3 separate regions of the Homo sapiens genome follow, and all the other regions are linked to region 3. Evidence: chromatin loops called from intact Hi-C (ENCODE). Cell type or tissue: gastrocnemius medialis. All regions are shown on one strand.

Region 1 (8,000 bases), 730 kb before region 3:
TATACCAAGGTTTTTCTTTGCGTCTTAAACCTTGATTGAGAATCTCCGAGTAGGGTCTCCCGTACTGGTTGGTTTGGTAGTTATAGCTAAAGCTGGTTGACCTTAGCATGGTAGTGACATTGAGTACCCTCATGGAAAGCAAGGAGCTCTGAGAGATTTTTTCTGAAGTGTGTATAACCTGGAACTGTGTGTTAACATTGAAATTGTCAACCTCATGTACTCTGGCTTTTCTGAGGAAAGTTCACTTTGAATTCTAGTTTCCTTGTATGACCAATCTATGTAGACATTTTTGAGTGCCTGTTGCATATTTTTTGGTGGAGATGGGGTTTCACCACATTGTCCAGGCTCAGATTTTTTTGTTTTGTTTTGGTGTTTCCATGTCCACTGTCATCTCAGCTGCAAAACACCAAAGTCAGAAGGAATGTTAATCTCCCAAGTTTTTTTGTTGTTTTTGTTTTGTTTTTTGAGACAGTCTTCACTCTGTCACCCAGGCTGGAGTGCAGTGGCACGATTTCAACTCATTGCAACCTCTGCCTCCAGAGTAGCTGGGATTACAGGCGCATGCCACCATGCCCAGCTAATTTTTGTATTTTTAGCAGAGATGGGGTTTCACCATGTTGGCCAGGCTGGTCTGGAGCTCCTGACCTCAGGTGTTGGATTGGCCTCCCAAAGTGCTGGGATTACAGGAATGAGCCACTGTACCTGGCCCCAAATCTAACCTTGAACTCTGCATCTTCCCTTACTGTTGCTCTGTGTTTGCTCCAAGTCATTAAAATGTCTCCATCCTCAGACTTTGTCGGTTTTCTGGCTGTTGTCCTCCAGCAGCTTCTGGTCAAATGCAGTGGCTCAATCACAGCCTTTTCCTGACCTCCAGGATTTTAAGTACTGTTGTGTTAGCATTTTGACCTTTACCACATTTCAGTTCTTTCTCTTATTCTGCCTGTGCTTTCAATTGTAATAGTTTCCAGAGTTCAGGTGAGCATGTTTGCTTCTCTGCAGCCTTCCTGAGACATTCTCCCACTCCCACAGCTTCCCCTGATTCCCAAGTCTATTTTGTTTTCTTTGATCAACTCTAAGCTGTACCAGACAATTTCCCAAGGAAGACCCACTTGCTCTTCAAATTTTGCGTGCCTTGAAGTGAACTTTACCATCACTAACATGTTTTTGTTAGAGGAAAAGAAAGCTGACTGTGTGGTATGCACCATACTGCATTCATTATCACTTGTTACTGCGTACCACTTTCCCAAGCCAAAGGCCTTGGCATCCTCAACTCCTACCTGCGCTGTATAGGTCTTACTACTGTCAGTCTCATCCAGATGATTTTCAAGACATGAGTCACTCCACTCCAGTTACTCATCCAGACTTCTGAGTTACAGTTATTGAAAAGTGATCATGTCCATCTCTTCATAACTTTGGTTTGTTCTGTTTGAAGTACCTCTACTTTTCTCCATCTAGATATCTCCTACTCATTCTTCAAAACTCAGTGCAAATGTAATGTCGGCTTCAGAGTGTGATTTGCCTGTGTAGCTTATATGGAATTCACTGGGGAGCCCACTGAAGCAAAAGTGCCAGGACAGAAGCAGATGTCTTCATTGTTTTATGGGGGAAAATTGTTTTATGACATTGGTTGCTGTGTGTGCTCAGAATCTTGTTGAGGACATCCCTCATGAACCCAAAAGGAGAGCTGTTTGAGCCTAGCACTTGATGTTTTCTTGCACCCATGGACAATGAGACTTGTGACTGCCTGTTTTCTTTGGCTGTAAGAGCCTCCAAATGAAAGACTCAATTTTCTTTCTGTTCTTTATTCTTTTTTTTTTTTTTTTTTTGCCTCATTGTGATTTTATTAGCGTATTCTATGTATTTCTGATAAACCACTTTAAATGCTTTAAAAAATGAATGAGAGGCCAAGCGCGATGGCTCACCCCTTAATCCCAGCACTTTGGGAGGCCAAGGCGGGCGGCTCACGAGATCAGGGAGTTTGAGACCAGCCTGGCCAACAGGGTGAAACCCTGTCTCTACTAAATACAAAAAATAGCTGGGTGTGGTGGTGGGTGCCTGTAATCCCAGCTACTCGGGAGGCTGAGGCAGGAGAATCATTTGAACCCCGGGACGTGGAGGTTGCAGTGAGACAAGATCGCGCCATTGCACTCCAGCCTGGGAGACAGGGCAAGACTCCATCTCAAAAAAAAAAAAAAACATCTAAAGAGAAATTGTAAAAAGGCTGTATTAGACTGCTGTTATAAACAAGTACTGTCAGTCTTTAACTGGATTGTTGAGGCAACAGAAGCATTACATAGACAGCTTATAAACCGTAGGAAAGTGTGGAAACATCTGCTAGGCTTACTGAGGACTAGCCCTTAATGGAGTTTGAATTTCTTTTTTTAAATGAGTTCGTTATTTAAAGAGTTGTGCTCAAGGACTATGTTAATCACAAGTACTCCTGAGAGCCACTGAGAGAGAAGAGACTATGTAGTCAAGGAATAAGGTCAGTAGCCATCACCACTCCAGGAAAAGGATGGGACAGGCTGATGGCAGAGAAGGGTACAGCATTGTCCTCCCAGCCAGGCATTTTCAGAAAGGTCAATCCATGTGCTAGAAGAACAACTTCAGCAGTAAGTCCTAGCAAAAGAGATGGCGTGGTTAAGGAGGTGACCTGGGGAGAGGCCACCAGACTCACTCAGGGCACCAGTCTGACTCACTGCTGGTGGCTTGGGATATAGAAGTATCGACACATCAGAATGTTCAGAAGGATTGGGACCAAGCCGATCCCAGGCAAAAATAAATCATGAGTTCCTTTTTGAAAACATGTTTTGACACTTCAAATATAACAGTACATCTCAATTCAAATTGCTTTATCATAAGTGAGATGTTTCAGCCAGCTCTTTTCCCAGAGTTTACAGATCATAATCTTAGTGTGTTGATAAGTTGTATTCAAATCTGGCTTTTGCTTGGGAAGGCTTACAAATACTGGGGAGGAGGATGAATCTTCCTCCTAAGGATTCTTCACCTATGTTGATGGGCAGTTTTCTAAGCTCTTCCCTACTTTGTGTAAAACATTCCTCAGAGTATTTTTTCTCCCCTTTTCCTCCTCCTCTTTCTTCCTTTCTTTTTTTTTTTTTTTGCTAAATGTTCAGTGACGGTCTTCATCACCACACTTTTAATTTGGCTTCCACAGTACCTTAGTTTTTGGAAGGAAATGTGCCAGAGAAGAGACAGAAGTGTCTTTTTGTTGTATTTTTCCATCTCTTTTGAGTTCGTTTTTTAAATATGAATTAACCAAACTGAGTGACAAAGATTGTGAAGATAGAAACCCTGGTGATCCTCCTGAGACCCTACCAATCAGTGAGGTTCTATTTGCCTTTCACTTTTTGATGATAAAGGGAGAGAAAAAAATTTTTGGTTTTTTTTTTGGTTTGTTTTTTGTTTTTTTTGAGACAGTCTCGCTGTGTCACCCAGGCTGGATTGCAGTGGCACAATCTCGGCTCACTGCAGCCTCCGCCTCCCGGGTTCAAGTGATTCTGCCTCAGCTTCCCAAGTAACTGGGACTACAGGCATGCGCCACCATGCCTGGCTAATTTTTGTATTTTTAGTAGAGACGGGGTTTCACCATATTGGCCAGGCTGGTCTCAAACTCCTGACCTCGTGATCCGCCTGCCTCGGCCTCCCAAAGTGCTGAGATTACAGGTGTGAGCCACTGTACCCAGCCAGGGAGAGAAAAAATCGTAAAGCATCAATTCAGAATGTTTTAGTTTAGAAAACCTTTATTAGGCCAATTTCAAATAAAAGAATAGGCATAGCTGTAAGTATATTCATCACAGAGCTACAATACTTTGTGTTGATGGAGAATTGAATAAAATATATGTTTACTTAATGGGATATTAGGGTGCCACTGAAATAGTATAGAAGGGCATTTGTTAATATACATGTTTTGAAAAGTAGTTGAACGTACAATAGGATAGCATTTTCTAGAAAAAGAAAAGGAGGAAATACTAAAATAATATAGAATATAAAGGGGCCGAGAGTGGTGGCTCATGCCTGTAATCCTAGCACTTTGGGAGGCCAAGGTGGGCGCGGATCACCTGAGGTCAGGAGTTCAAGACCAGCCTGGCCAACATGGTGAAACCCCATCTCTACCAAAAATACAAAAATTAGCTAGGCATGGTGGCAGGCGCCTGTAATCCCAGCTACTCGGGAGGCTGAGGTGGGAGAATCTCTTGAACCCAGGAGGCAGAGGTTGCAGTGAGCCAAGATCGCACATTGCGCTCCAGCCTGGGCAACAGAGGGAGACTCAGTCTCAAAAAAAAAAAAAAAAAAAAAAAAAAAAAAAAAAAAAAAAGAATATAAAGGTACATGCTGGCAGAGAAGACAGGTTGGAAGGGTATACATCAAGGTGTTAATGTTTCTAGGAAGGTTTTCCATTTGCTTGTTTTCTTTTTCCTCTAATCAACATGTATTGCTTTTGAAGTAAAATATTTATTTTTATTTTTTAAAGGAAAGTTTACTTGGAAGAAACCCAAGCAGGCACTGAGAAAGAAGGCCAAATGCCAATAAAACATTTTAAATTAAATGAAATAAAGATACAGTACATTCTTGGGGTTAATTTTGAGTGCCATTAATAATCTTTTTAAAAATTTATGTTTTGTGAATCAAGTGAGTTTATATACTTGTCTGTACTTTAAGTTGTAAAAACAAAACTGCTTAAAACGAATGAATTCATGCCTAGCCAGCAGAGGGCAGTAAGAAACTGATGCCAGCTGAGGGACAGGTCAGTGAAAAACAGGAAGACAAGGTAAGAAGCAGGGACTATAGCAGGTTCACCCTAGGAAAAGATTCTTATCGCATTCTGTGAAGATTTTGAGAATTCTGTTTGTAGGAATAGAGATTATAGGATATTGTTGAGCTTAGTTTACTATTTCTGGTTGCATTTATTTGCTTTTTACAAACTGTTATCCATCATTTGGATTGAGTTTAATGAAAGCTTCCAATAATAATAACAATACCAAATTAGCCTTGCTCTTAGACCATTTACATTTAAACTTTTTAAATACTAAAGGACATTGGCATTAATTTTCTAACTCACATAACATTATTTCAATTAGTTGTAATTTTAAGTAGTTAAGTAGTTCAAGTTTTTTTTTTTTTTTTTTTTTTTTTTTTTTTTTGAGACAGAGTATCGCTTTGTTGCCCAGGCTGGAGTACTGTGGTGCGATCTCGGCTCACTGCAAGCTCCGCCTCGCGGGTTCACGCCATTCTCCTGCCTCAGTCTCCCGAGTAGCTGGGACTACAGGCGCCCGCCACCACGCCCGGCTAATTTTTTTTGTATTTTTAGTAGAGACGGGGTTTCACCGTGTTAGCCAGGATGGTCGCGATCTCCTGACCTCATGATCTGCCTGCCTCGGCCTCCCAAAGTGCTGGGATTACAGCCGTGAGCCACTGCGCCCGGCCAGTTTAAGTTTTATAAATGATATCAATTAGAATTCTGTAACCACCAGTGGACACTGGCTGTTTTTTATCTTTCTTCCAAGGTTACTAATTTTGCTCAATTGCAATATATATGTGTGAAATACAAATAAATTATAAAAATTTAAACCGTTGATTTTCAATGTTTTCTCCACCATACTGAGAATATGCCTAGAACTACCCGAAGAACAAGTTTCCAGAGAAAGCCTATTCTGGAAAATGGGCATAATTTGGAGATGATCAAGGCAAGGGGTATACTTTGGAGATTAAATTCTCCACACCATAGCTCCATGGAAGCATCATCTATGTTCTGAGCCTTTATCTCCCGTGCCTAGGACAGTGCGTGGTGTAGTAGGAACTCAGATATTTCAATTGTTTGTTTGTGGGCTTTCTTTTCAGTCTTAAACTCCTCAGCCTTTTTTCACCCTCTATTTTTTAAGGTTCCTTTTCCTCTGGCAACGAAAGTAAGTCTCTAGGTTGGGCTGCTTTGAGTCGAGTGTGGAGCCAAGCTGTCTCAACTTCCTTTCTCTCCAGCTCCACTCTAGGGAGCAGGGCATAGAAACATATCCTATCACAATATGGAGTACATGGCTCTAAGAAGCTGAAAAAATACGTTTAAAGGCCATTGTGAGACCTGGGAACAGTAAAAAGCATGTGAATTCAGAGAAACTATTTTTACATTGCAATAAGTTCTTTTTTGAAGCTTATTTATCGAGACATATGCCAACAGCACGGAATTATATGAGTGATGTGAATTAAACCTTACACAAATGTAGTATTTGTCTTTTTATTTTTCCTTCTCTCAACTACCCCCAACTAAAATTTACAAATGGATATAAAAATCCTGTTTGTACTTGGTTGGCTCGTTAGAGAAATACCGAGTCAAAGGTCTGTGATATTTCACAGTGCTGCCCCCAGGTGAAAAGAAGCAAAATGCACATTAAAAAAAAATAAATATGAGATCCATAAGGGGAAAATAAAATATTAGCATATAAAATGCTACAAATTAAAAAGCCTGCCTTCTCCTGTAGATTTGAAGCTGGATAAACTTGATGGATTCTAGGAGTCAGCAGATGTTTTGCTAAATGGGTACATGTTGTGTCTTGCAGGGAGGTACTTAGCCCCACGAGGGTCGTAACGTGATGCAGCTATGCCACTCTTTCAGGAGGAAATACACATATAATTTAAGAAGAAATTAAAACCTTTTCTACATTTCCCCACAAGCTTCATTTTGAAATAAAATTATCCTTTTCAAAATATTATATTCCAAATTTCTATCATGTGAAGACTCTAGAAAAGTTTACTCTAAAATAATGAAAATGATAACATAATGTGAACGATGCTAAAGTGCAAAAGCAGAATTCAGAGTTGTATGTGAAGAGGAAATGATATACAATAAATCTGTTAGATTTTTTAGTAGCATCATCAAGGCATAAAAGGCGGACTTGTCATATTAACTTTGTTGTTGCCTAGTGTTGTCTCGTGAAGTGAGTCTCATTCAAAGTATTTTGGGTTGCACTGCTGCCTTCTGGAAATGCTCGGTATAGAATACAGGACAGATGAAGTTTAACAGTCACTTTGGTTTGACACTACTGTGTTGGGTTGCAGTAAAAATAAAACCGATAAGAAGTGAGCTGGTCTTCAAATAAACTTCTATATTGCAGTAAAACTGCGAAGGTGTTTCTCCTGTCATAGCAATGGGCAACAACACGACCTTTTGTGAGTCAGAAACCTGCCTGGCCAATGAATCCAATACATCCCAGTACGGGACACTTTTAAAGTCCGTGTTCAAAGTTTATTTGCAGCAAATGGAGGTAATGCTTTAAAAGCAGAAGTATTAGGCTGGGTGCAGTGGCTCATGCCTGTAATCCCAGCACTTTGGGAGGCTGAGGCGGTGGGCAGATCACCTGAGGTCAGGAGTTCAAGACCAGCCTGGCCAGCATGATTAAACCCTGTGTCTACTAAAAATACAAAAATTAGCCAGGCACGGTGGCACATGCCTGTATCCCAGCTATTCAGGAGGCTGAGGTGGGAGGATCACTTGAACCTGACAGGCAGAGGTTGCACTGCAGCCTGGGTGACAGAATGAGACTCCATCTCCAAAAAAAAAAAAAAAAAAAAGCTGTATTTCTTGCTGGTGTTGGGGAGGAGGCAGTGGGAAAAAGAGACAGAGAAAGTGAGGGAGGGATGGAGAGGGAGGGAGACAGAGGGAGAGAAAAATGTTCAGGTCACTATAAATTAGTACAGAGGATTCTTGTTATTTTTTTTGCCCCACGCTGGTGATTTTCTCAAGTTAAAAAATGAAAACAAAATGCCAGCATTCACTTTTTATTTTGGAAATTCAGCTTGATGCAATCGTTAGTTGAAAATAAATATAAATAGGCCGGGTGCGGTGGCTCATGCCTGTAATCCTAGCACTTTGGGAGGCTGAAGCGGATGGATCACGAGGTCAAGAGATCGAGACCATCTTGGCCAACATGGTGAAACCCCATCTTTAATAAAAAGACAAAAATTAGCTAGGCGTGGTGGCGGGTGCCTGT
Region 2 (8,000 bases), 490 kb before region 3:
CTTTGCTCTCACTGAGTATCCGTTGGAAGAATTTTGATCTGTCTTTTCTAGAGAGGAATAATTTGCTTTTATTCTCAATTTAGAAATGTATAGATGGTGCTTACTGTATGTAAGGCACGATTTTAAGCACTTCATAAATCTGAATGTATTTAATCCCCATAACCCTATGAGGTAGGTACACGTATTTACAGATGAGAAAACCAGGGTACAGAGAAGCTGAGTAAATTTCCCCACAGCTTAACAGGTGGTAGGTAGAGGAGTAGGGCATTGATCCCATTCAGTCTGACACCAGAATCTTTGTCCTACTTTCTCTAGAATAGCATTGTGCAATACAAACATAATGTGGGCTATATATGTAATTTCAAATTTCCTATTAGCCACACTAAAAAAGCAAGAAATAAAATTTAATTTAAATAATATCTCACATTTGATGCAACAGTTAAAGTGAAATGTTGTACAAGGTTGACCCTTGAACAACATGCGCTTGAACTGCACAAGTTCACTTATACCTGGATTTTATTCCTCTTCTGCACTCTTGAGAGAGCAAAACCAGCCCCTACTCTTCCTCCTTCTCTTCCTCAGCCTACCTAACGTGAAGATGACAAGGATGAAGACCTATATGGTCATTTCCGCTTACTGAATAGTAAACATATTTCTTTTCTTTGTGATTTTCTTAGTACATTTTCTCTTCTCTAGCTTACTTTACTGTAGGAGCACAGTATATAATGCATATAATATACACAATATGTGCTAATTGACAGTTTATACTATAAGCAAGGCTTCCAGTCAATAGCAGTCTATTAGTAGTTAAGTATTTGGGGAGTCAGAAGCTCTATTTGGAGTTTTGACTGCTTGGGCTGTCGGTGTCCCTAACTCTCATGTTGTTTAAGGGTCAAGTGTACTTGCCAAATCAATATAGATGTGTTGAACAGAAATGTTTTACATGATGTCAGTTTTAAATTTTAAATTAATTAAAGTAAAATAAACTTAGTTCCACAGCTGCACTACCCACATCTTAAGCAGTCAGCAGCCTCCTATGTCTGATGGCTACCATATTGAATACTACAGCTTTGGAGAGTAAACTTTCCATAGAGGTATATTCCTTGGAAATAATTCCAGAGAATAAAATTGAGGAGAATTTAGCACATGAAATTGTGTTCTCCCTGTTACTCCAGGCACATTTTCATGGCAGAAGGAAAAATAACATTGGCTTTCAACTTCTAACTTACCACAGGGCCACACACCATTGGGTGAGCAAAAGAGTATCCTCTGACGGGACTTTCTGTTGAGTTTGTGTTCTTCAAGGGGCCATTTTCAACAGTGTTCAGACTCTGGCTCATCCGAGGGGACCTGTGTGCCTATCCAGAAGAAACATCACCACCAACAACCACAAGTGGAGGGAGAGAGGGACGGAGGGAGGGAGAGAGACGTTTGGATACATTCCCATCACTCACACATTAACAAGCTCTTTTTTTAAAAAAAAATTACACCTTACCGTGATTTTGTGTTTCCTTTTTAGATATAAATGTAACCAATAGCACTAAATATATCTGGAAGTTAGGGATGTTGAATCACAAATGAGGGACTAGGTTGACAGAGGACAGAGAAAAGAGCTGTTTTGTTGTTTTCTTTTGATCATTAAGAATCCAAAAATAAATCAAGAGAAAGCATAATGACTGGATAAAGAAAATGTGGTGTATATATACTGTCAAGCACCACATAAGGACATTTCAGCCAACAATGGACCACATATATGACTGTGGTCCTATAAGATTATAATGTAGTAGAAAAATTCCTACCACCTCATGATGTCATAACCATCATAACTTCTTCATAGAGGACTGGGTTAGCCAAGTGTCTGTGGTGATGCTGGTGTGGCAGTAACATGCTGTATAGGTCTGTGGCCCGGGAGCAATAGGCCAGCTATTTCATAGAGCTTAGGTGTGTCACAGGCTCTACAACCTAGGTCTGTGTAATTTCACTTAATGATGTTCACACAATGATGAAATCACCTAAAGGTGCATTTCTCAGTCGTATTCCCATCCCTAAGCAATGCATGACACTGTGTGTGTGTGTGTGTGTGTCTGTGTGTGCTTATAATGAAATATTCTTCAGCCTTAAAAAAGAAAAAAGAAAATTCTGCCATCTACAAAAACATGGATGAATGCAGAGGGCATTATGCTAAGTTAAATAAGCCAACACAGACAAATAAATGAATGCTCCTGTTTATGTGCAGAAGCAGAGTAGAATGGTGGTAGTCAGGGGCTGGAGGATGGGGAAACAGGGAGAAAAAGGGACAAGTTTTAGTTATGCAGGATGAATAAGTTCTGGAATCTAATGTACAGCATGGTGACTATAGTTAATAACACTGAATCATGTACTTAAAATTTGCTAAGAGAGTTGATCTGAAGTGTTTTCACCACACACAAAAAATCATAACTATGTGAGGTGATTGGTGATTGGATATGTACATTAGTTTGACTTTGACAATCATTTCACAGTGAATACCTATGTCAAATCACCACATTGTACAGCTTAAATAAATACAGCTTTGGCAAGTATACTCAAAAAAGATTGAAAATTACAAAAAACATTCTATATTAAATGTGGCAAATATGCATGCACTTTTTATTTATTCTATGAGCCTAGTACAAATTTAATTTTGCTAGCAATATTAAAGTCAATTAAGCTATGTTTTATTTACAATGGTGATAACTTTTTCACTCAAATCATTTACTATTAAAAGAAAAACAATTTTTATTATTGCATGAAACAAATATTTTTAAAAATTGATGTCAATGTTACCAATTATAATTCTTCTTTTCCATTTTTTTGTTGTTAATGAGGAAAAATATATTTAAATTTAAAAATATGTAAAAATTTAAAGTTCAATTTTTGGCTGAGTGGAAAATCCTATGGGATAAAATGGAAAGAGAAAGAGCCTCGGGGTCAGCAGACCTGGATTTTAATCCGGATTCTGTCACTTAAAAACAGTTTCTTTCTAAACTTGAATACTTTAATCTTTGTGAATTTCCAGTTTTCTGCCCTGTAGACTGGGGACAATAACACATATTTTGTAAGGCAGTAAAAAAGAGTAAATGAGAAAAAATATGGAAAATGCTTAGTTTAATATGCATAATGCTTGGCATATTAGAACACTAACTAAATGTTAATTTCTTTTCCATAGTTACATGAGCATTCTTTCATATCAATAGATCTTAATTCATCCAATGTCTCAGAATTTTTATTAGAAAAAATACTATTAAAAATTGTTTGATAATATTTTCAATCCTTAAAACTTCTGATAATTTGGCTTAATTATGTTCTTTTTTCATTAGAAGTTTCTAAATTATGTCTAATTTAATGATTGCAGTGATCAAAATTGACTCAAATGAGAAATCATTCAGGTTCTGAATTTCTAGAGGAAGAAAAGACAAAGTGGACAAAAAAAGGAAGAACGAATAAAATCTTGAACAATAGTATAGTAATTATACTGGTAGTAATTGAATAAAAAGTTATCTTCTGGATTAAACACTTAAGAGGATTTTTCCTTTACAGCCAATCCGTAGTGATGGGAGATCCACTGAAGTCATCTCATGATGTGTGTTGTCGGGCTATTTAAAGGCTGCTGTTTCACTTCCAAACTTCACTCCCTTCTGACGTCTTCAGTGCTGTTCACTTGGCAACCTTGGCTACTCTTCAGCAGATAATTTGTACTCTACATAAGCATTTAGAAGAACCCAGAGTTAAACCAAGGATAAGAGTCATCGGTAACATTTATAGTTACTGAACTCCTCACTATGTGTCACAAAGTGGGTCAGAGGGTGCATCTTTCAGGAGAAAAAGAACATTCTTTTAGTGCTATTTCTACTTCCACATTGATACGACAATGATTCCTACAGCTAAATTAAGGTTTGACCTCATGTGTCAAATGATTTTTGTTTAGTCAATAGATTTTTTTCTAAATGTTATCCTCTCCAAAAAAATCAGAAATTTAGCATTTAAGTTATGCATGATCACAAGTACATATATATATACACACACATATATATATGCAAGAACAGCCTTTTCTTGACAATAATTCAATGCGAGAAAAATTTAGATAAATGTATTGAATGTACAAAAGTGTAATAAAACCCCCTTTAGTTTAATAGATAAAAGAGCATTGTGGGGAGTTTTTTCTTTGCAGGGTTGGAGTATGTGCTCTGCTCATGGAAACCAGCTGTCATGCCACTTCCCAGCACTCGGAGGGAACAGAAACTTGTTTCTTCTCTACTGTTAAAGCAAAAGGGTGTGCCCAAGGCAAAGATTAGAGTGGCTGTGGATCTGCAGGTGGTTTTACGTATTTGCGGTGAGGTCAAAGAAACATCTTTTTTTGCACTTCTTCTTTTCTCCAAATTGGGCATTGCCTGAAATGGACGCATTCAGCAGCACTGTGGGATGAGATATGTACAAGGCATCATTTCCCTCTAAGGCAAATACCTTCACTGCTGGCAAACCTTCAGAATTTGCAAGCTCAGCCAGCACCTTTGACCCGGCCACACAGCTGACAGCACAGTTGGCAGTTGGTAGCTTCCATTTATCCTAGGTCAGCTCCCGAGGCATCGGCATAAAATGAAATAAAGATTTGAGCAGTCACTTCAGAAATGAAAATGGGAATGCCCAATAGTTTGCTTCAGTTTGCTCAGGCTGAGAACCATTTATTAAGCTGGTAAAATGGGAAAGTCATACATGAGAGTACCTGCTCAGGAGAAAGAAATAGATTGATCAGACACATTATCTAAAGATCCAGAAGAGAAATCCACTGATTTCTAACAGTCAACCCACTGATGGCTTGAGATGTAGTTGAGACTACCACACATTTCAGTAGGCAGATATTGTCACCTTCATATCCTCAGTGCCTAGCACTGTGCCTGGTAGTTTGTGCTTAGTCAGTGAATGTTTGCGCAATTAATGAGTAAAGCCCATATGTGTATATGTTTATAATAATTATTTTTTCTAGTTCATGTAACTAACGAATGAAATTCCCAAGTCATTGTTCTATGAGGAACAGGATGAGAAATAAGGAACTAATATTTTTCTTCCTACTGTATGCTAGACATACCAAATTTGCATAGTGAGAAATGGTCAAAACAAGATTGAAAGGTAGGTATGTTTCATGCTAAAGTCCATGGGTTTTTCACTTTACCTAAAACTTAAATGTCATCAGTTGCAAAGCATTTGGAGGAAACACTGTGTATAAGGAGATATTCATCAAGAATTCTATTTTAAATTATGATTATCTTTCTATATGACAGAAAAATACCACTTAAAATATAATGGATTGAAAAGATTCTTTTGAAGAGATACAAAATATACAAAAATATATACTAATTTGGAATAAACTTAGTAAGACATATGCAGAAACTAATGAAAACAAAGCTCTAAAGCTTTACTCAAAAATATATAAAACAATAAATGGAGAGATATATTTTGTTCTCTCCATTTATTATAATAATATATAGATGGGAATATATAATATATATAGATGGGTTATATAGAAGGGAATATATGATAATATATAGATGGAAATTTTCAACACTGTATAGTTGTCGCTTCTTCCCCATATTAATGTATACATTTAATGAAATTTTAACCCAATATGCACAAAAATAACTCTTCTTTGAAATTTGACCACTAGTTCTAGAATTTATTTGGAAAAATAAATGGAGGAAACTAGGCAAGATTGTTTTTAAAAGAAAAACAATAAGACCTACTTGCATTATCAGATATTAAAATAAATTATAAATCACATTACTTAGAGCAGTGTGGCACTGGCATTAGAATTTACAGCAGATCATTGGAAGCATAAATAAATTGGATAGATGATAAATACGTTAATAAATGATATGTGTAAAATGAATGTGATAAAGATGAGATTTCAAATTAGTGATGAAGTAACGGATTATCCAAGTAATGGTAATCAGATCTTTGGTTTAAAAATGCAAAAAAGGAGTTAGACGGCTGTTATATTAAAAAATTTTATTCAGGTGGTTTATAGAATGAAATATAATAGCTTAAAGACAAATGTCTTGCTGATCTTGGAGTGGAGTGTAGAGAAAATAAAAGAAAATATTGATAGATTTGGGTTGAAACATAAATAAAACCAAAAAGCAAATTACAAACTGTAAAAAATAGGATCAACATATTGCAGAAAGATTGTTAATATCTTCAGATTATAAACCATTTTAAACGAAAAGAATGAACATCACAGCATAAAAAGAGAGATATGAACAGGCAAGTCACTAGATGTATATGACCAATAAACTTGTACATAATTTTAAACATTCCTTAGTCATCAAAGACATGCTAATTAAAACAAGACATCATTCCTTGCCAAATCCATGGACCAGGGGATATCTTTCTTGCATTTGCAGTCTTGTTATAGATCTTGCCTCCCCTGCTGCTGTTGCCCTGGGTTGGGTTGGACAGAATTGTCTTCCACCAGTATTTGTTGGGCATCATTTTCTCCCACCTGAGCTGAAGCACTGAGGACCTCCCTCCAGATACCAAATACCTCCTCATTGCTCTTTGGATAAAATGGAGATATGGTTTATTTCCTTTCTGTGATACCTCCTCTTAGGGAAATACCTGCATCATCTTCTTTATTTCCCAGGGACTTATTAAGTTTTATTGGAATAGCTTTTCCTGGATTCCCCAGCCTTCTGTTGGACCAACATATGATCTTAATAAAGAACTGGCCAGAGAGCCCACTTCTAGCACTGGACCCCATGTGGCACTGAGACTGGAATAGCAGCTCCCTTCCAATAACTAAGTCTTTCTAGGGGTCAGGCTTATTTTGTTGGGGATTTCCTCTCAGGCTTCCTGCAATAGCAAAATCCCAAAGACTCCAGACATATTCACCCCTCTCTGATTTGCCCTTAGAGTTGAAGTGAGACAATCTCTCTCTCTCTTTTTTTTTTTTTTTTTGGTATCATATGCCCATGAAAGGGAGTTGATTTTTTTTCTTGTATATGTTTTAAAATTTCTCTAAATCTCTATCATGAACTGGCCTTACTTCTGTAATTTTAAAATGCTATTTTAAGAGTAAATATGTGTACTGAAAAATACAAATTTTATTTCGTGAGTTCCTAGCCCAGGGATGTTGACTCCTTAGCAAGACCTTTTTCCTGAGCTAAAGATCAAGATCTATATTTTACCTTATCCCAGGCAGGATAAGCAACATTTACAGATATTTTAAATTGAATAAATGGAAGTTGAAGTTAAGCCCTTAGTTCATTTTTAGATTTCTCTAGTTTTGTTAAGTCATCTGATTTTTTTTTTTTTTTTTTTTTGCTTTTAACGTATAGCTCAGTCTGTTAAATAGAAACTCACATCTTGACCCTGGCATTTAATAAATTCCTTTGAAGGTTGCTTTCAAAATAAAATAGAATATTTCCCATATTTGCTACAATTATACCTCCCACAAAACATGCAAAGGATATGTGAGAAAATGTTTCTAATTTACATAGTGTCTCCTAAAAGTTGGTTTGAACTTGGAAAAGAGCTAAAACTATAAATATTTTAAGGGTGTTTATGGGCAACTACTAATTTGTTCAAAGCTTACATTTCATATATTTAAACCCTATTATAATGACAAAGTTCTTGACATACACTGTGATATTTATGCTTTTAGATAGTTTACATACTTTATTTAAACAATTCTCATTTATTTACTCCATAAAGTTTGATTTTAAATTGTCTAGGAACAAAGATTATGGACTTTTTTGTTCTTTAAGCATTTCTTCCTGGTGATTATCTAAGTATTTAGTATATACAAGTTACTAAACGAATCAGCCAACATATTTATTGCCCACTTATTATGTGAAATATTCAATAATAGGAATTGAAGGTCATTTAAGAGAAAAAAAGTGTAGTGCATTATACTTGTCCCCAGTCTTGAGGAAACAATCTATGTATACATAGAAAAGAGTAACTATGGGGCAGCACCTAGTGACAAA
Region 3 (8,000 bases):
ACGAGCACAAATAGATGCCTTTGCCTCAAATCTGTTTGCTGCCACTTAGAGTTTGTTGCTCTTGTTTTTCCTTTTCCTTCTTTTCTTTTTTTCCTCCAGAACGGCACATACAGAGTCAGGCTGGTCCTTGGGAATAAGTAAGCATTCAGCTCAGAATCTTTTTTCAAGCAAGAACTTTCCACTGGCCCCTCCTCAGAGGATCCTCCTTACTATCCGGCAAACCCCTCTAGGCATGAGGAGATTTCCTGCCTATTTTTTTTGCCAGAATCCTGGTTGTCATTCATTCCAGTATTTAGGTATTTATTAACTGCTTGCGAGCTACTTAGACTCTAACTTATTTGTGTCTATGAGGATTATTGAGTGTATTTTTAGTTCCTGTCTTCACTGAGCTTGCATTCTAAATAGAGGGAGGCATTAGAACTGCATGTGGTAATACATGTGCAATATTCTTGTCCAACTACCATATTTGAGATAGTGCCTGTGTATAGAAAGAGAAGTAGTAAAGGTTCTGGGGATAGTTTCCTAGAGGTTTGAGCATTTTGATTTTCTCTAAAACTTATTCTCCCTAGGTTTTCTGCTTAGATCTAAGGTTTTAAGTTGTCTAAGCGGTATTAAGTTAGGCTCTTTAGCTGGGAGCCTCAGTAATGTCTGATAGAATTCATTGTGACCCTTTCCCTTAATTAATACCAATGAATTTTTTTTCAAATTAAGTTTCATTGTTATTTATAACTCTCTGAGCATTAAGGCAAATATATAGGATAATAAGAATAAAATAACTGCACAAGAATATGAGGAAACTGTGAATCAGCAAATATTGCAAAGCAATAGAATCACAGTTCTCATTTTTTATGCATCAAGCATTTATTGAACACCTAGTATGTCAGGCTGTATTCTAGCCTTTGGACCTCTGTTGGGTCACTCCAGGTTTCAACTCAGCTAGTAAGGACTGTCCTCTTAACAGAACTTTGCCAATAGCCAGTTAAGCCCGCTTGTCAACCTTGCCACGTCCTTGTGGGCTTCAGTGAAATTAGGCAATCAGGCAAGACCTATTCCAACAGAATACCAGTAGAATGTCCTTCAAATGCAATACAATAAGTTCAAATAATTTTCTCTGCCTTATTTTACTGACTATATGCCTTGTTTTACATCTAATTTTACAAGATTATATGTCTTGTTTACTTACAATGGCACTGTCATTACCATTGCTGAAAAAAATAAAGGAAGTAAAAGACCTAATTATTGACCTTGAGAGGTTTGTGTCTCAGTGGGTGATATATACATAGTAAGAACAACCACCTCTGAGTGCCAGTTCTGCCCAAGGGTTTAATTGAAGGCATGGTTGGAGCTCATCATACTCCATGACAACTATTCAGGGAATGACATTGTTATCAGTAGTGTGAAAGTCTCTTAAGAGCCTAAATAAATGGTCCTCAAAAGGCAGTGTCCAAAAAGATTACCCAAGAATCTCATTAAAATGCTGATGCCTGGGGCCCCAAACTGAGTGATTCTGTTCACTGAGAAGTGAGTGGTATGTGGTGGGGGTTAGGAATAAACCTTTAAGAAGCACTTCCAGTGATTTTGACACAGGTACTCTGCACTCTACACTTTAAGAAACTATGAGACCCTCCCCTAACTTTAGGGCCCTTAAGAAACTATGAGACCCGCCCATAACCTTAAGGCACTTTGGATAAGGAAGATGACAAATGGAAGAATAAAATTACAGAGCCATTTCTGCCTCCTAGATCTTTCACTTAAGACCAAGTGGACTTCACTATTGGATGTTAAAGTACTCCTAAGGCTCATGAGTTCCTCCTTGTGGTCTCATCTCTGTAATTCCATCTGAAAAGTGGTTGGCCATATACCTGCCTTATTATATCTGGTCCGTTAAAAAAAACCACTGGAGGTCTTCAGCTATTGATATTGCCTTTGACTTCCATGGTCCTTTCCAAGGTAAGGCCCTGAGCTGAGAATGGTTCAGAGATCAGTTATCGCCATATAAGGAGGGAGACAGGCTAAAAGCTCCTTTTAAATGTTTGGAACAAAGTGTGAAGCTTTGCAGCCTCCGTGTGTTTATGATGTAAGCAACAGTGAGTAGCACAAAGAACTTAGAGGAGACTCGGTGATTCATTCAGGAAGAAATAGCTTGCACCTGTGAGAATGCTGAAGGCGCCACTTGGCATTATTGGGGTGCTGCCTCAGCTGGAAGGCAGGCTCTGCCCCCATACGAACCAACAGCTTGTAGCTCTTAAGTGGCCCTGGGCCTCTCTCACTGTTATGTTTTGCTTTTGGAATGAAAGCAAACTTGTGACTCACTTGAGAGCTGAGGGGAGGTATGTGCTTAGTAGCATTCAGTCTTGGCAGGAGGGCAGCCACCGCAGAGATGGGATGCAATCTAATAAGAACATGTGTTCTTACAGTATGCCTCATGGCCAGGCCACTTTATCTTCAGTAATCCCAATCTATGTCCCAGAATCACATTATTTGGCCATAGACCAGACCCCGTGTATTCTTGGCTTGAGGAATAATGAAACGTGATCTCAAGACAAGATAGGATCATGAGCTGAAGAGACACTGATGAATTTTTCTCCCCAGCAGCACAACATTAAATGTAACATTGCATCAGGAAAATGTATTTAACATGCCAGTAGGGAAGACCAAACATTGCCTTCTGTACATGAAATTCTGCCTCGATAGCTTATGTTTACTGACAGGAACAAATTGATGTTAGGGATAAAAGAACATCAGAAAACAAAAGCTTCAGTTGTAGGCGGAATAGCCCTAAGTGTATTGCTGTTATTACAGTAGTCATTCGTCTTGGAGAAGGCATTGGATGCTATTGTACATGTCATCCAAAGAGCCATTTATCAAGAAAAGCTCTTAAGGGTACAATAATGTTAAAATTCAAAACTCTTTGTGTTTAGAGAATATGGTGAAAGGGACGAGGCAATGTCTGGAGCTCAGTATGGTCTTTCTGGTCCTGCTTTGAGCAAGCCCAGTGCAGTGGGCCAGTCTCTGGGATCTAGGAAGGGTCACTCAGAGGGCAGCCTTCAAGAAGGCTCTGGGGCCGGGCGCGGTGGCTCACGCCCGTAATTCCAGCACTTTGAGAGGCCGAGGCAGGTGGATCATGAGGTCAGGAGATTGAGACCATCCTGGCTAACACGGTGAAACCCGGTCTCTACTAAAAATACAAAAAAAAAATTAGTTGGGCGTGGTGGCGGGCCCCTGTGGTCCCAGCTACTTGGGAGGCTGAGGCAGGAGAATGGCATGAACCCGGGAGGCGGAGCTTGTGGTGAGCAGAGATCCAGCCACTGCACTCCAGCCTGGGTGACAGAGTGAGACTCTGTCTCAAAAAGAAAAAAAAAAAAAAAAAAAAAAGAAGGCTCTGGGCAGGTCAGGCTGAATCCCTGTGGCCACTGAGGATCAGAAAGCAACTGGTGTTGGTTCCACTAGTGGGGAAAAGAATCAGTTGCTTGGATGGAAAGCCTGACTCCTCACTTTCTTGCTGTAAAATCATGCATGTGTCACGTAATCTCTTAAGACAACGATAGTTCTTTTCCAAGTCCATCCTCCCATGGACTATGGTCAATATTTTGGCCTACACTGCAAGGAACCCTTTTCAAAATATAAACTATCCTTAAGTTCAGTGTTTGCACTGATATTTATATATTAATAAATTGGGCAAGTAAAAGTCATGGCTGCACAGAATAGAAAATAGTACAGAGTGGCAGGGCATGGTGTGTGGGTGGGAAGAAATCTTGTTGACTTCATGTGAATACAACTAGGAGGGTCCCAGCAGAGGCATTTTATTACCTTGATGGAATACAGTTTAAAAAATACCTCCAAAGTTAAATTTCAAAAAAGGAAAAAAGTGTATATTTTATTTTTAGGTTTTGGTTCTGTATCTACAGAGAATTAGTTTTCTTTTTTGAAATGGAAAACAGCAATGGAATTTATTTTTTTCACTAAATGACCAGTAAACTGTGACAAATTTCATTTGCTCCGTGGTGAATAGAGTTCTAGAAAAGGTAGAAATAGTCGAACACTGCCACCTGCTGTCACTCTTCACACATGTGCTGGTAGGACTTGGATTTTATTTGGCCTCTTTCACACAGGAAAAGATCTATGGTAGTGGCTCTCAATGTTCTTGCGTTTTTTGTTTTTTTTTTTTAATTTTACTGTAAGTTCTGGGATACATGTGTAGAACGTGCAAGTTTGTTACATAGGTATACATGTGCCATAGTGGTTTGCTGCACCTATCAACCTGTCATCTAGGTTTTAAGTCCCACATGCATTAGGTATTTGTCCTAATGCTCTCCCTCCCCTTGCTCCCACCCGCTGAAAGGCCCTGGTGTGTGATGTTCCCCTCCCTGTGTCCATGTGTTCTCATTGTTCAACTCCCACTTATGAGTGAGAACATGTGGTATTTGGTTTACTGTTCCTGTGTTAGTTTGCTGAGAATGGTGGCTTCCAGCTTCATCCATGTCCCTGCAAAGGACATGAACTCATTCTTTTCATGGCTGCATAGTATTCCATGGTGTATATTTGCCACATTTTCTTCATCCAGTCTATCACTGATGGGCATTTGGGTTGGTTGCAAGTCTTTGCTAATGTAAATAGTGCTGCAATAAACATAAGTGTACATGTGTCTTTATAGTAGAATGATTTATAATCCTTTGGGTATATACTCAGTAATGGGATTGCTGGGCCAAATGGTATTTCTGGTTCTACATCCTTGAGGAATCACTACACTGTCTTCCACAATGGTTGAACTAATTTACACTCCCACCAACAGAGTAAAAATGTTCCTATTTCTCCACATCCTCTCCAGCATCTGTTGTTTCCCGGATTTTTATTGATCGTCATTCTAACTGGCGTGAGATGGTATCTCATTGTGGTTTTGATTTGCATTTCTCTAATGACCAGTGATGATGAGCTTTTTTCATGTTTGTTGACCACATAAATGTCTTCTTTTGAGAAGTGTCTGTTCATATCCTTTGCCCAGTTTTTGATGGGGTTGTTTGCTTGTTTATTGTAAATTTGTTTAAGTTCTCTGTAGATTCTGGATATTAGCCCTTTGTCAGATGGATAGATTGCAAAAATTTTCTCCCATTCTGTAGGTTGCCTGTTCACTCTGATGATAGTTTCTTTTGCTGTGCAGAAGCTCTTTAGTTTAACTAGATCCCATTTCTAAATTTTGGCTTTTGTTGCAATTGCTTTTTCAACTGGCTTCAGAATCAACTGGAGGGCTGTGAAAATACAGATTTCAGGGCTCCACCTTCAGGGCTTCTTACTTGATAGGTTTGAAAAGGGACTCCAAAACTTGTATTTCCTTTTTCCTTTTCTTTTCTTTTCTTTCTTTTTTTTTTTTTTTTTTTTTTTTTTTGAGATGGAGTCTCATTCCAGCCCAGGCTGGAGTGCAGTGGTGCCATCTCAGCCCACTGCAGCCTCTGCCTCCCCTTGTTCAAGTGATTCTCGTGCCTCAGCCTCCCAGGTAGCTGGGATTACAGGCGCCTGACACCACACCCGGCTAATTTTTATATTTTTAGTAGAGACGGGTTGCACCATGTTGGCCAGGCTGATCTCAAACTCCTGGCCTTAAGTGATCCACCTGCCTTGGCCTCTGAAAGTGCTGGGATTACAAGCGCTAAACTTGCATTTCTAACAAGTTCCCAGATACTCTTCCTGTTGCTGGTGCAGACACTGGTCTATATTTAAATGCCAGGGATGCCCTTGGTTGCTGGTGTATAGATCTCTTGACAAAAGAATTCAGCATTTGTAGCTCTATGAAGATTTACATTTCATTGCTTATTCTAACTTATCCTGTACCTCACATAGGAACAGTAAGTCAGGTGTAAAAGCCAAATACAAAAAGAATTGATCAGAAGTGCAATCAATCAGGCACTCGGGTTACTGTGCTTGAGGCTGAATAGTTATCACAGAGGAGCATGGGATGTATTAGGCTACAGGAGATTGTTTATATAAAGAAATAGTTTGGCCCGGAATGTGAAAGACCTGTCCATATATAAAAGAACTGCTTTCAAACAGAATGGATAGTACTAGTCTTTGAAGGTCTGGGCAGAGTCCCAATTTTCCTGCCTTTCTTTCATATGCCACATGTTAATTTGTCTTCAGGACTCATTGACTCTGAAAAGCAGATGGCCAGAAGTGTGAAATTTTGGTGGTATTAAGTCCTATCATTTTTGTCATCACCTGTGTTTTCAGTGAAACTGGAGTCTTCATTGATTAAATAACTCACAATCCAAAGCTGTACTTTTAAACTTTGGACATGTATAAGAAGAGATGAGATGTGCTTCAGCATCAAACTTTTTTATTGTAATAAGACACATATCATTAAATTCACCATTTTAACCATTTTTAAGTGTAAGTTCAGTGATGTTACATATATTCACATTATTGTGCAACGGGGCTCTAGAACTTTTTCATCGTGTGAAACAAATTCTACACACATGAAACACTAATGCCCCTCCCCATCCACCTAGCCTCTGGCAACTACATTTCTAATTTCTGTCTCTATGATTTTGACTACAGTGCTATAAATAGTTCATATGAATGGAATCATACAGTAGTTGCCCTTCTGTGACTGGCTTATTCACTTAGCATAATGTCCTTGAGGTTCATCTATGTCGTAACGTGTGACATGATTTCCTTCTTTTTTAAGGCTGCATAATATTCCATTGTGTGTGTGTGTGTGTGTGTGTGTGTGTGTGTGTGTATCACATTTTTATTATGCATTCATATATCAATGGCTGCTTGGGTTGCTTGTACCTCATGGCTGTTGTGAATAATGCTGCAATAAACATGAGTGTGCAATAAACATGAGCGTGCAAATAGCTCTTTAAGATCATGCTTTAAATTTGTTTGGATACATACCCATGAGGGTGATTGCTGGATCATATGGCAATTTAATTTTAAATTTAAATTTTTAAAATTAAATTTTAAAATTTAAATTTTAAGGAAGATTTATACTGCTTTCTATAGCAACGGCACCATTTTACATTCCCATGATGGTGCAACAAAAAGTTCCAATTTCTCCTCATCCTTGCCAGCATGCTATTTTCCTGTTCTTTTGATAGTGGCCATGCTAATGAGTGTGAGGTGATATCTCATAGTGGTTTTGATTTGCATTTCTCTAATAATTACTGATGGTGAGTGTATTAGGGTTCCCTAGAGGGACAGAAATAATAGGAGATATATATATATAAAGGGAAGTTTATTAAGTATTAACACATGATCACAAGGCCCCACAATAGGCTGTCTGCAAGCTGAGGAGCAAGGAGAGCCAAACGGAGTCCCAAAACTGAAGAACGTGGAGTCCGATGTTTGAGGGCAGGAAGCATCCAGCATGGGAGAAAGATGTAGGCATATTTGGCCATTTCTCCTTCTATGCAAAGTGCACTACCAGGTGCACTTCTTGAAGTTCTGCCCACTGGGAAGATTTCCCTTCACTGCTGTCCTTCAGGGATGTCCTAGAAAGGGGCTGTATTGCTGCAGCTGTCCACTTTTGGGTGGTGCCTACATATTGTGCAGAACCATCTGTGAACCAGGCCCTACTCTTCTCTTCCTCTGTCAACTGATCATAGGGAACTCTCCATGAGGTCATCGGTGCAGGTTGGGGAAGAGAAGGCAGGGTGGAAGGAGTGGAGACCATGAGCATTTGAGGCATTTCCTCGTGTAACTTACTTGTGCCTTCAGGACCTGCTCGAGCCGGATCGCCTATATACCACTTCCATTTGATGAAGGAATACCGCTGTGCACAACCCACATAATGGCTAGACGGGTCAGAAAGCATCCAGCTTATGATAGGCAGTTCAGGTCACATGGTGACTTGATGACCCATAGTCAAATGTTCCGTTTCCACCAAAGCCCTGGTAACAGACGAAGAGCTGTCTTTCAAAAGGAAAGTAGTTATCAGCAGAAGACGGCAGGGCCTTGGTCCAAAATCCTAGAGGCCTCCTCTGTAATTCACCTATGGGGACCTG

Evidence for each region. A loop is a pair of places that touch in the nucleus more often than their neighbours do. Peaks named below come from ENCODE experiments on the same cell type or tissue, not always from the same donor. Only the 100,000 strongest peaks of a DNase experiment are listed, where the experiment ranks them.
Region 1: a loop joins it to region 3, with 8 times the contacts of the local background. A loop is called at or near these places in 61 of 110 quality-filtered maps.
Region 2: it touches region 3 in a loop (4-fold over the local background); 2 of 110 quality-filtered maps call a loop at or near these places.

Annotation. Positions count from the first base shown.
Region 1 is chr6:132,818,425-132,826,424 of GRCh38, forward strand. No RefSeq gene overlaps it. Among named protein-coding and RNA genes, the nearest start is that of SNORA33, 5.2 kb to the left of the region's middle. RefSeq lists enhancers at 1,075-1,124, 2,394-2,463. In gastrocnemius medialis, a CTCF peak has its summit at 4,717 (motif pointing right); DNase peaks (open chromatin) are centred at 547 and 4,750; H3K27ac peaks cover 2,138 bases.
Region 2 is chr6:133,058,608-133,066,607 of GRCh38, forward strand. No RefSeq gene overlaps it. Among named protein-coding and RNA genes, the nearest start is that of LINC00326, 25 kb to the right of the region's middle. In gastrocnemius medialis, no CTCF peak of the experiment used is centred here; a DNase peak (open chromatin) is centred at 3,654; H3K4me3 peaks cover 1,103 bases; H3K27ac peaks cover 2,210 bases.
Region 3 is chr6:133,549,821-133,557,820 of GRCh38, forward strand. The region is part of intron 5 of TARID (TCF21 antisense RNA inducing promoter demethylation); the gene reads right to left. Among named protein-coding and RNA genes, the nearest start is that of EYA4-AS2, 97 kb to the left of the region's middle. In gastrocnemius medialis, a CTCF peak has its summit at 4,053 (motif pointing left); DNase peaks (open chromatin) are centred at 2,158 and 2,361; H3K27ac peaks cover 3,719 bases.